Linked DNA regions of Homo sapiens: all the other regions are linked to region 1. The links are chromatin contacts, found by Hi-C or POLR2A ChIA-PET in ENCODE. All regions are on one chromosome and are shown on one strand. The core of a region is the stretch at or near the end of the contact, and the rest is flanking DNA. Distances in the headings are between cores, read along the strand shown.

Evidence for each region. Hi-C counts contacts between places; a loop is a spot of excess contacts on that map. ChIA-PET counts read pairs that join two places held with the same protein, here RNA polymerase II (POLR2A). Pooled maps may share reads with other maps.
Region 2: a loop to region 1 is called in a map of CD4-positive, alpha-beta T cell, with 2.0 times the contacts of the local background. The contact joins two enhancer-like sites. A Hi-C loop is called at or near these places in 3 of 168 maps with a recorded cell type or tissue (CD4-positive, alpha-beta T cell, OCI-LY7 and naive thymus-derived CD4-positive, alpha-beta T cell), 10 of 37 single-sample maps with no recorded cell type and 15 of 50 pooled maps. POLR2A ChIA-PET finds 5 or more read pairs at or near these places in 10 of 52 experiments (CD8-positive, alpha-beta T cell, activated B cell, activated CD4-positive, alpha-beta T cell and 6 more).
Region 3: a loop to region 1 is called in a map of MCF 10A, with 2.6 times the contacts of the local background. The contact joins two enhancer-like sites. A Hi-C loop is called at or near these places in 7 of 168 maps with a recorded cell type or tissue (B cell, MCF 10A, OCI-LY7 and 4 more), 9 of 37 single-sample maps with no recorded cell type and 22 of 50 pooled maps. POLR2A ChIA-PET finds 5 or more read pairs at or near these places in 10 of 52 experiments (PC-3, T-cell, WTC11 and 6 more).

The regions. Positions count from the first base shown.
Region 1 is chr3:71,068,468-71,071,664 of GRCh38, reverse strand. The region is part of intron 7 of FOXP1 (forkhead box P1); the gene reads left to right. Among named protein-coding and RNA genes, the nearest start is that of FOXP1-AS1, 220 kb to the left of the region's middle. Within about 2 kb of position 1,729, at least 6 of the 41 ENCODE cell types and tissues checked have a DNase peak (open chromatin) inside an H3K27ac peak, as active enhancers do; they include OCI-LY7, where a contact is called at or near this core.
Region 2 is chr3:71,371,338-71,374,539 of GRCh38, reverse strand. The region is part of intron 3 of FOXP1 (forkhead box P1); the gene reads left to right. Among named protein-coding and RNA genes, the nearest start is that of FOXP1-AS1, 83 kb to the right of the region's middle. Within about 2 kb of position 1,944, at least 2 of the 41 ENCODE cell types and tissues checked have a DNase peak (open chromatin) inside an H3K27ac peak, as active enhancers do.
Region 3 is chr3:71,388,701-71,392,200 of GRCh38, reverse strand. All of the region lies in intron 3 of FOXP1 (forkhead box P1), which reads left to right. Among named protein-coding and RNA genes, the nearest start is that of FOXP1-AS1, 100 kb to the right of the region's middle. RefSeq lists a silencer at 1,629-1,923. Within about 2 kb of position 2,205, at least 26 of the 41 ENCODE cell types and tissues checked have a DNase peak (open chromatin) inside an H3K27ac peak, as active enhancers do; they include OCI-LY7, where a contact is called at or near this core.

The DNA.
Region 1 (3,197 bases), core at 480-2,979:
GGGGCGGAGGTTGCAGTGAGCCAAGATGCGCCATTGCACTCCAGGCTGGGTGACAAGAGCGAGACTCCATCTCAAAAAAGAAAAAAAGAAATTATAGAGAGATCTCATCCATCTTCCTCTTTGTTTAGCTGAAATGTGCAGGCGCAGAGAGGTGACGTGACTTGCCCACAATCACACTATTATTCCTGACAAAGTCATTAATAGAATCCTAAGTCATATGTAGTACTCCTGTACTATCTCAGAGTTAAACAGCCTGCTTGAGGCCTCTGTGGACTAGAAAAGATGTGCTGACCGCTTCAGCGGCCTGTAGATGAGCCCCAGTACTTGGAGCTGTCTGGAAACTACATGAACCGTCAAAGACTGGAAAGTGGAGACACCCAGGGTTGCTCACCTGGATGCCTGTGTCAGATTCCATTCCTGAGTTCTTAAACACACCCTCTGTTCTCAACCTCCCTCTCCCACCCGCTCCCCACTAGAACTGGCCTTACAACCTTTTTTTCTAGAAAAGGAGACAAACCTTGAGACTTTTATGTGGTCACTCTTAAAGACAGGGTGTGAGTGTCTGTGTAATTGGTGACTATTAGGGAAAGAAAAGCAAGCCATAGCGAGCGCAGAGCCCCGGAAAATGTTTTCTGTGTAGCAGCTTCTATGCCACACAGTGTGGAAGGCAATTATCTTGGAGGGGATTCCACAGCCCTGTGCCGGCTTCCCCGGTGTAAGATTTATTGTCGGCTGGATTGGGTGTTCTTTATAAGACCATTTACTCGGCATCTAAAGCGCTGTCAAGAGTGCTACTTCCTGAATGCTTTTGAGGTTGCAACTGCTAAGCTTCATTTTCCCGTCTTGGAGATATATTTTTGAAATGGTATGCAGGGATTTGTACAGGCCTTGTGCTTCCCATTGACACTGACAGGAGTTGCACTGTTAAACCCCAGCACGCTGCTGCAGAAATTTACCCCCTAATGCCCAGAGCCCTCCTTCAGCTGGGAGTCTGGCCCACACGTGCGCGGAGGGTTCCCGTAGCAGGGGAGAGGGCCCGAGAGTGCCCTTGTTTTGTGTAAGTCCTACCAGCTAATCAGTCTCAAAGTTGACTGTTTTCTTACTGAAACAAAGGATAAGCAAGTACTCTTCTTTTGCTTTTTCTCTTCCGTTTTTTGGATCTTAGGAATGCCAGAAGAAAACTCGAACTGCGAGTCAGCCAAATATACTGTATCGTGAAACCTTAGGGACCACTGAAATGGGAACAGTGGCCCATTACTGCTAAGAAGGTGTTTTATTGAAAATGCGCCGACATGCTCTCCCCGGAGAGTGAGCAAAAGAAGGCAAGATGCCCAACAGTAATACAGGTTGTTCTCTTAGGTGAGCTAAAATATCGAGTTTGGCACTCCCCTGCTGTGAGCGAGGAGGCAATAGAGTAGACGAATGTGCATTTTTACATTAAAAGTGCCATATTTCACTAGGGGTGTCCCCCTTTCTCCCCCCATTTTGTTTAAATGTCTTAATTTATATATTCCAGTTAATAGTTCATTACATGTCCTTTCTCTGTCTGGCTTTAAAAGTTGTCTTTTGAATAAGTTGAAGTAGTCAAAATTTCCTAATCCTGGCAGGCTTGCCAGCAGAGGGCAGGCGTAAAGAAGGTTTTGACATGAGGGTGTGTCAACCTAGGGTCAGAGGAGGGTGGTGTTGCATGGGAGGAAGATGTGTGAGCATTGTTCTGAGGGCAGGATGGGACACGCTCCCTTTGCCTCTTTGCAGGCCTGCTGCACACCACAGATCTCTGGAAAAGCTGACTGTACTAAATAAAGGTGGTCAGTTGCCTTTATCTGATATTCAGCGATTTCTACATAAGTAAACGTTAAAAAAATTAAAATGTAATTTCATTCCCCAAGAGCCGTCTTTTCTTTCCCCTTCAGTGCCCCATTTCTGGTTATGCTTAAAAATCGAGGGTTTGCCTGTGGGTGGGCCAAAAATACTGTCACTCTTCGGGAGGGAAATAACAAATTACACTTGGTGGTGGTGGTGGCAGTGATGTTTTCCCCCCGATATCTGAAGGGTACAGCACTTTGGGACATGCTCTACTGCCCCAAAACATGTACCTTTTCAAGAACTTTGCACACTTCAGTGTAATCTGTTCTAACCCCATGGCAGAAGCAGTCCATTAACAAATTTTACATTATGTTAAAACAGGGGATTATAGTTTCATCATAAATGAGAGAGGGTAATTTATTACTGTCAAATGCAGAGTTAGGAAAGGATGTTGTCATTTTTCTTTTCTGTCATGATTTTGTTTACCTCTGATGCTTATGAATGCTTTTAGAGTAAGGGATTTGTTTTTAGGTTGATGTTTTCCATAGCTCATCATACTTACAAGTCACCTGAATGTTGACATGTCACACTGTGTATATACAAATTAACCAGAAGCAATGGCTTTATAAAATGTTGCATTACATGAAAATGCAAATGGCAATTTGGAAGATGCATTAAGGGGAATTTAAACTCCTATGGAACAGTGAGAACTCAGTGTTTTCCCTTGGCCAAACTTGCAGGCACAGAAGAAAAACAACATAATTAGCTTCATTGTCAACATATGCATAACAGTGACATAAACAATATCAATATGGAGCTAACTGCCTTAGCTCCCTGTAGATGGATGATGTATTAATTTATATTTTTAAGTAAAAGCACTGCTTAAATCAAGACAGAATGGTGGTTCCTTGGAGACAAATCCCCAGATCTCAGGAATGGGGCATTGCTGTTGCAATTTAGTAACTCTAATTGGCTGCCCCATTGCCATTCTTTGGAGAAATACTTAAAGCAGTCCTCCTTCTGGGGAGGCGCGCTTTCCTGAGTAGGCCATCAGGCATGTTACTGGGCTTACATTTTGTATTCCTGTTGCTTTAGCTTTCTCTCTCCGGAATTGGAATCAGTTGGTTGAATCTCTTTAAGTTCTGTCATTTCAGAATATGTCCTGGATACTCCATTAAATTAATTGGAAAGGGGAAAGAAAATGTGTGTTGTGTTAACACAAGTGTTGTTCAGAAGAAGACAGCAAACTTGAATTAAGGTTTTGGCCTCTGATCACACAGTTGATTTTTCACCCCATGCTCGTATCCTTTCTCTAGTTATTTCCAAGCAGCTTCTGGCAAAGCAGGCCTTTCGTTGGAACTGAGGACCACGTGGGCCAGGGACCATTGCTG
Region 2 (3,202 bases), core at 695-3,194, 300 kb before region 1:
CTCACTACAACCTCTTTCTCCCAGGTTCAAGCAATTCTTCTGCCTCAGCCTCCCAAGTAGCTGGGATTACAGGTGTGTGCCACCATACCCAGCTAATTTTTGTATTTTTAGTACAAACTGGTTTCACCTTGTTGGCCAGGCTGGCCTCAAACTCCTGACCTCAAGTGATCTGCCTGCCTCGGCCTCCTAAAGTGCTGGGATTACAGGCATGAGCCACCACGCATGGCCCAGATGTAGGTTTTATAGAATGCAAATTCTGAATAAAATACTTCCACAAGAGACTCTTATCTTAATAGTAGATGTACAGAAATACTTCTGTGTTTCAGTGGAAGTTACTCCATTATATAGCCTTTATGGATGCTGAGAACACGTTCTAGAAACGGATGTCAACCAAGGGAGATTCATTCATTCCATACGTTTTTTAATTTCAAAAAACGTACACCGTCAATATTTTTTCTTAATTGAACAGTTTGTGGAACAGACGGGTGCTTTAATTATGGTGGTCTAAATTTACACACATTGCAGTGGTATTTTGCTACATTAATTACCTTACTTGTCAAGAGTAACAGGTAATTACTACATCAACTCACCCTCCTGCAGTATATAGAAACAGAACTTTATTTGAAAAGATTCAGCAAACCCCAGTGTATAGCCACTCCACACCTTTGTCTTTGCTACAAGAAGACAGCTGTCAGAGCATTTGTTTTATCATTAGCAGGGTAGAGGTGAGTTCACCCTTTTCTTTGTGTCTTTCCACCTAAGATGCGTGTCCAGAAACATTCATAGGCTCAACAAGCATGTGGACTAGCAAGAAACTTTGAGATGATCGAGTTCATTAAACCTTCTCCTGATAATGTGTTTCAGAGAGGGTGCATGACTTTTCCAAAGCCACACAAGAAGTAAATTAATGTCCAAACCAGGACTGGCACCAGTGTCACCTCACTATGCTGCTTTTTGTGAAGCTTAGTGCATTTTAATGATTTTTTTATAACTATAGAAAAATCATTTGGTATAGTATACTTTGAATATTCATTCACTTCATCCTCCTCACTTGAACTTCTAACCAATGCTTTGGCTGCCTTACAAAGAGTATTGATCCTATATTCTGTTGAACTGCCAGGTACAACTCATGTCATTTGGTTTCCTCTCCAGTGTACTAGTGTCAGCTTTTATGACAAGTTGTGTTAAAATTCTACTTTAACATGTTTTTTTTTTGTAAAGGCGAACATTTTGGAGCATATAGGATGCTCTTAGCAAAATCATGCAGCATTAACTCTCCTGGTTGCCATGGCATAGAAAGAAAAGATTTTGTCAGCTTTTAGGTGTGGTCCGGAATATACACAATGACATAATATGGGTGTACTATCTTAAAAGGCTTTGTCCCCTTTTTAGTCAAACACCTGTGACAAAATTACGAACTGTGGTTAACATAGAATACTTACAAGTGGTTTTTCGGAGTCGTCCAGGGTAGAGGAGCTCAGCGTGCAGACAATTTTAGTACCTACTTTTCTTCTTGCACCTGGCACTGGGAGTGAGTGACATTAAAAAGAAGTTCAAGAAGTCAAGAGTTAAGGATCCTACCTTTCAGACATTGTTTGAGATATTTTGTAGGGGGCAAGGTGGGCCTCTCAAGGGTCATTTACGACATAGAAGGGAGAATCTCTTCCAGTCCTCAACCCAAGTCAATTTCTGATGCCTGAATTCCAAGCCTAGATTCATCATTTCTGTAACTGATCTTGTCGTGTGCATTTGCAAATCACTCTGGCATTTATAACTTGTTACATTATAGCTTCGAGTGAGGTTTTCTTTTTTCTTAGCTTTTTATTCAATGGAAGGATAGCATGGTATATTTAGATTTAGTAATTCATCCATTCAACGCATATCTGCTGAGTGCCTGCTGTGTGACAGTCATTGTGCTGTAGATGGCAGGAGGAGGAGTGCATAGCAAGGCAGGAAACAGACCTTTGCCCTCTCGGCTTCTTTCTACTAGAGGGCAAACTCTATGACAGCTCCACCAGGAGAACTCTGTTCTCCTGGAGTTTGTCCTCTAGTATAAAGAAGCAGAGAGTGCAAGTGAAACGAAGGAACAAGATATCTGCGTGGAATGGGAGTTCACACAGGATACAGTGGAAAGCACAGACCTTGGGAAAGCCTGTCTAGCCAGGGAAGGCCTCTTGGAAAAGGTGACTTTCTATTTAAGACTTAAAGAATGATCCTCGGCCAGGCACAGTGGCTCACGCCTGTAATCTCAGCACGTTGGCAGGCTGAGACGGGCGGATCACCTCAAGTCAGGAGTTCGAGACCACCTTGACTAACAAGGCAAAACCCTGTCTCTACTAAAAGTACAAAAAAAAAAAAAATTAGCCAGGAATGGTGGTGCATGCTTGTAATCCCAGCTAATTGGGAGGCTGAGGCAGAAGAATCGCTTGAACCCTGGAGGCCGAGGTTGCAGTGAGCTGAGATCGTGCCACTGCACTCCAGCCTGGGTGACAGAGCAAGACTCCATCTCAAAAAAAAAAAAAGAAAGAAAGAAAAGACGAAAGAATGATCCTCATGTACAAAGAGCCAGGGGAAGAACCTTTCCTGCAGAGAATGAAGAGGGCTAAGCCTCAGAGTAAGGAATAAGCCGAGTGTGGTGTGGGGTCAGAAAGACCAGTGTGGCTCCATGTGGTTATTAGAGAAGGAGGTAGGGAGTGAGGATGGTGTGGGAGAGGTTAGGGGGTCAGCAGGACCCTGTATACCGGGGCGAAGGACTGGGTTTTGTTCTCTGCCATCTAGGCTGGAGTGCAGTGATGCAATTGTAGCTCCCCGCAGCCTCAAATTCCTGGGCTCAGATGATCCTCCCACCTCAGCCTCCCAAGCAGCTAGGACCACAGGTGGGTGTGCCACCATGCCTGCGTAATTTTTTAAATTTTTTATTGTAATGGAATCTTGCCGTGTTGCCCAGGCTGGTCACAAGCTCCTGGCTTCAAGCGATCTTCCTGCCTCAGGCTCACAAAATATTGGCATCACAGGCATGAGTCACTGCACCCAGCCTGGATTTTATTCTGAAATGGATGCGAAGCAGTTGGAGGCAGTGACTTCTGATTCAGGTGTGAGAACAAACCACGTGGACTGGGGAATGGATTGCGGTGTCAGGTGTGTTCTTGAGAGTAGGCTTCTTTGGGGGAGAGGCTGAGATTCTGGTTCCCTGAGGTTGAGC
Region 3 (3,500 bases), core at 956-3,455, 320 kb before region 1:
CACATTGCATCTAGTTGAGTTTTATAAAGGACTATTATTTTCTACTGAAAATCTTTAGGAAATGTGCCATGCTGATAGGACCAATCTGATATCATAACCCAACGATAATTTTGATTAGATATGTTTTCTAAAGAAAATTCAGAGACAGGTCTATTTCTAATGAACTGTTTTGATCTTAATGCCTTCTTCACTGAGTAATAGATTTTTCACTCTGAATTAAGATGTTCGTCTGTGTGGAATCCAGCATCCGTGAGCTGTCTTTCCTGCTTTACCCTGTACCCCTGAACGAAGGCTAAGTTTTCAAGGACAAATGTAGTAAAAGTGTCCTGATCCAACATGAGGTCCCCCAGCACAGAGAGAGAGCAGCAGATCCCTTTCAACACCAGCTGTTCTCACAGATATAGATTGCTGCAGTGAAATTTTCTTAATATAATTCAGGAAGCTCTAGAGAATTCTCCAAAACAACTGTGCCAACAAGGAAAATGTTGAATTTTTCATCAGCTGCCCAATGCTGAGAGTTAGTGGGCAATCCGTTCATTCATGACCAGATGTTCAGTGTAGTAACGCTCCGCAGTTAACTTGAACCTTGTGGCCTGTTTACCATTGGCTGCAAGGACATTGGCAGCAACCTGGCATTGGAGAATTGAGGCCCGCACAAGCGAAAGACCGAAGTGTGTGTCTGTGGCTTCCTGGTTTTCACCAGCGACCAGACAAGGTAGGGAATGATGAAAGAAAGGAAAGACATCACATCAATCATTTTGGAGGTGGGAGAATTTGCTATATGATTGTGTCTTGGGGGAACAGTAGGCAAATTCTTAAACTCATTTTTATTTGGAAAGAAAGGCAGTCTTTGTTTATTTAGTTAGGCAGATTTTTCAACCTATGTCTAAACCATGAAACTTTTTGTAGTGGGGGCAAGTAGGCATGGGTGGTTAAGACAGTAAGAAAAAGATTTCTAAATTTAAACTGGAGGAAGTCAATAAAATTGACTCTTAATATTGAAACCTGACAAAGTCCAATCTAGAATTGGAAATATGTGATATTTTTGTTTTAGGTGAGTGTTATTATTACAAGTGGAGAATACTTAGATCTTCCATTCATACAGATTCATCATTTCCTTCATATACATGTTTGGAGGCCATGACATTTTTGTGAGCTCTTTGAAGTAATGATGTTCAGCGGGAGGGGGAACTTAGATGGAGCAGGAGTTTTTGAACAAACAATTTGATTTTTTACTTTGAAAAGGATTTTGCCTGCAAATAATTAACAGTGTTTAATTCTGGATTTGCAACAGGCCAGGCCTGGGGAGGGCAGAGTTTGATAACGTGAGGCTTGTCTCAGATGGGGGGCTCATCTCTTCCTGACTACACGGCACTGCACAAGAATTTGAACTGTTTATTTCAAAGCAGCATGCACAAAGGAACTTTTAAAATCTTTCTTATTTAACCGTTTTTAACTTGGGCCACGTCTGCAAGAAGTTGCCATGTCTGCAAGAAGTTGGCCTTTGTTTACTTGAAACTGGAACAGAATGTCATCATGGAATAAACCTTTCGCTTTTTGGAGACTTGGATTGTTTTTCTCTTCCTATAGAATTCTTGACTGCCCCCCCCAACCCCCCTCCCCACCACACACACACACATCCTTACTGACGCCCATCCATGAGGCACAACTGTAACTTGCAGGACCTTTTAAGCAGAAGCCTTGCAGTAAGGATATTTGCTTTGGCAGAGCTTTCTGCCTTTGGTTTACAAAGTTGCAGTGAACACTTCCTTTGCATTTCCTGCTTACAGAGAAGGTGGGTTGCATGTCGCACTGAGATATGGAAATTCCTCATGACTCCATTTCAAGCCTGAACCTCTTGGCCCTTAGAATCCCACTGCTGAAGTATGTGTTTCTTTTGTCTGGGTGATTTTTTCTTTTTCTGAAAAGTCCCTTGGCTTGTTGACTTAGAAAGAGGAGGTTTTGAGTTACAGCAGGTCCTGACTTAGGGCTGCTGGGATGCAAGGTGAAGGCATTGCGTTGTTTTCCTGGATGCTAACTTGCTGATAGAAAAGTGAGAACCAGTTTACAGTAGCTCTGACACTACTGTTACCTTTCTGCAGTCCTCTCCAGCTGCTCCGAGCCCTTCGATGCCTTCGCCATGCACACAGTTTGTTCTTGGGTGTGAAAGCAAATAGTATTTGAGTTGGCAGCGACTTCTCTTTCAGTGGAGTTTGCTGCCTCGGCAAGAAACCGCAGCCTGAGCTTTCTGCTGCTGAAGGTTTCCACTGGCAGGATGGCCTTTTCCCACATTTCCTTGGTTTGAGGAAACAGATTTTTGAACTTTTTTTTTTTTTTTTAAAGACAGAATGCCAACATTTAACAGCTGGAGTCAGTATAATTTATGGTTTTCACTTTATGTTCTTGTGGATGTATAAAAATTAAAAATCCACAATTATTATTAAATTATGCAAGTTTTTGCAAAAAAAGTGATTAAAAATAGAACCTCTGTTATGAGGCATTCAAGAAAGTCATTGTTACCTAAACAGGTATTCTCAATTATTCTATCTTTAATGGTTTTTAATTGTTGTAATTTACTCATATTCTCTTGCATCTCTCAGAGGAGATGTTTCTGAAAGCTCTTCGTGTTTTCTTTGAGGAGCAAGTAGGAGTTTGTTCATTTGAACCACTTCAGTTTTTTTCCACCTTATTTAATTTATTTTATTATATTTGTTTTGTACACGTCGTTGTGTTCATCCTCACTTCAGGTAACCCTTACTGCAACAGCACTTATAAAAGCAAAGCAGTCATAAACCTGCTACCTATCGAGATGATCCTGTGCCAAGAGGAACGCAGGTGTCGCTCATGAAAGTGATGCAGGCCTTTGTGAGCCACAGACCCTCCCTTGTAGGAAAGCCTCAGTTTTCCTACATTTCCTTTAGGTGAAATTTATAACCCGCCCCCCCCGGCCCCCCCCCCCCCCGCCGCTTACAGATATAGCATATGGAGTCCTAATTGATTGGAGGCCTCACTGAATTTGCACCATATCGGAATCAGGAAATGAATGCAGTCAGCCAATAAAAAGTGATGGAATGTTGCCTCAAGATATGTAATATTTTTGTCCTATCAGTACACAAATACTAAATTTTTTTTGGTTATTTAAAAATTTCTAATGATAGAGATAAAGATTCTGAGAACCTTTATTAACATCCTCCCAAAGCCACACCTTTAGTTAAAAAGTAGCTCTGACATTTTTGTTATCTCGATTTCTCAGAAAATAAAATAGGAAGTGAAAAGGCCATTCTACTTGGTACAGTGTGTTACTATAAAGACCATTCGCTCTACACGTTAGATTTAGGGTCAGAACATTAGCTGTGATGAATAGCTAGGGACAAAATTTTTCTTTTCTTTTCAAGGATAGTGGCAGTTAATCATTTTTATCTGTCCGCCTTGTAGACTTGATTAGATTTATTATGTATGCCGCATGTTTATGGCATTTTTATTATATGTTGTTAATTTGT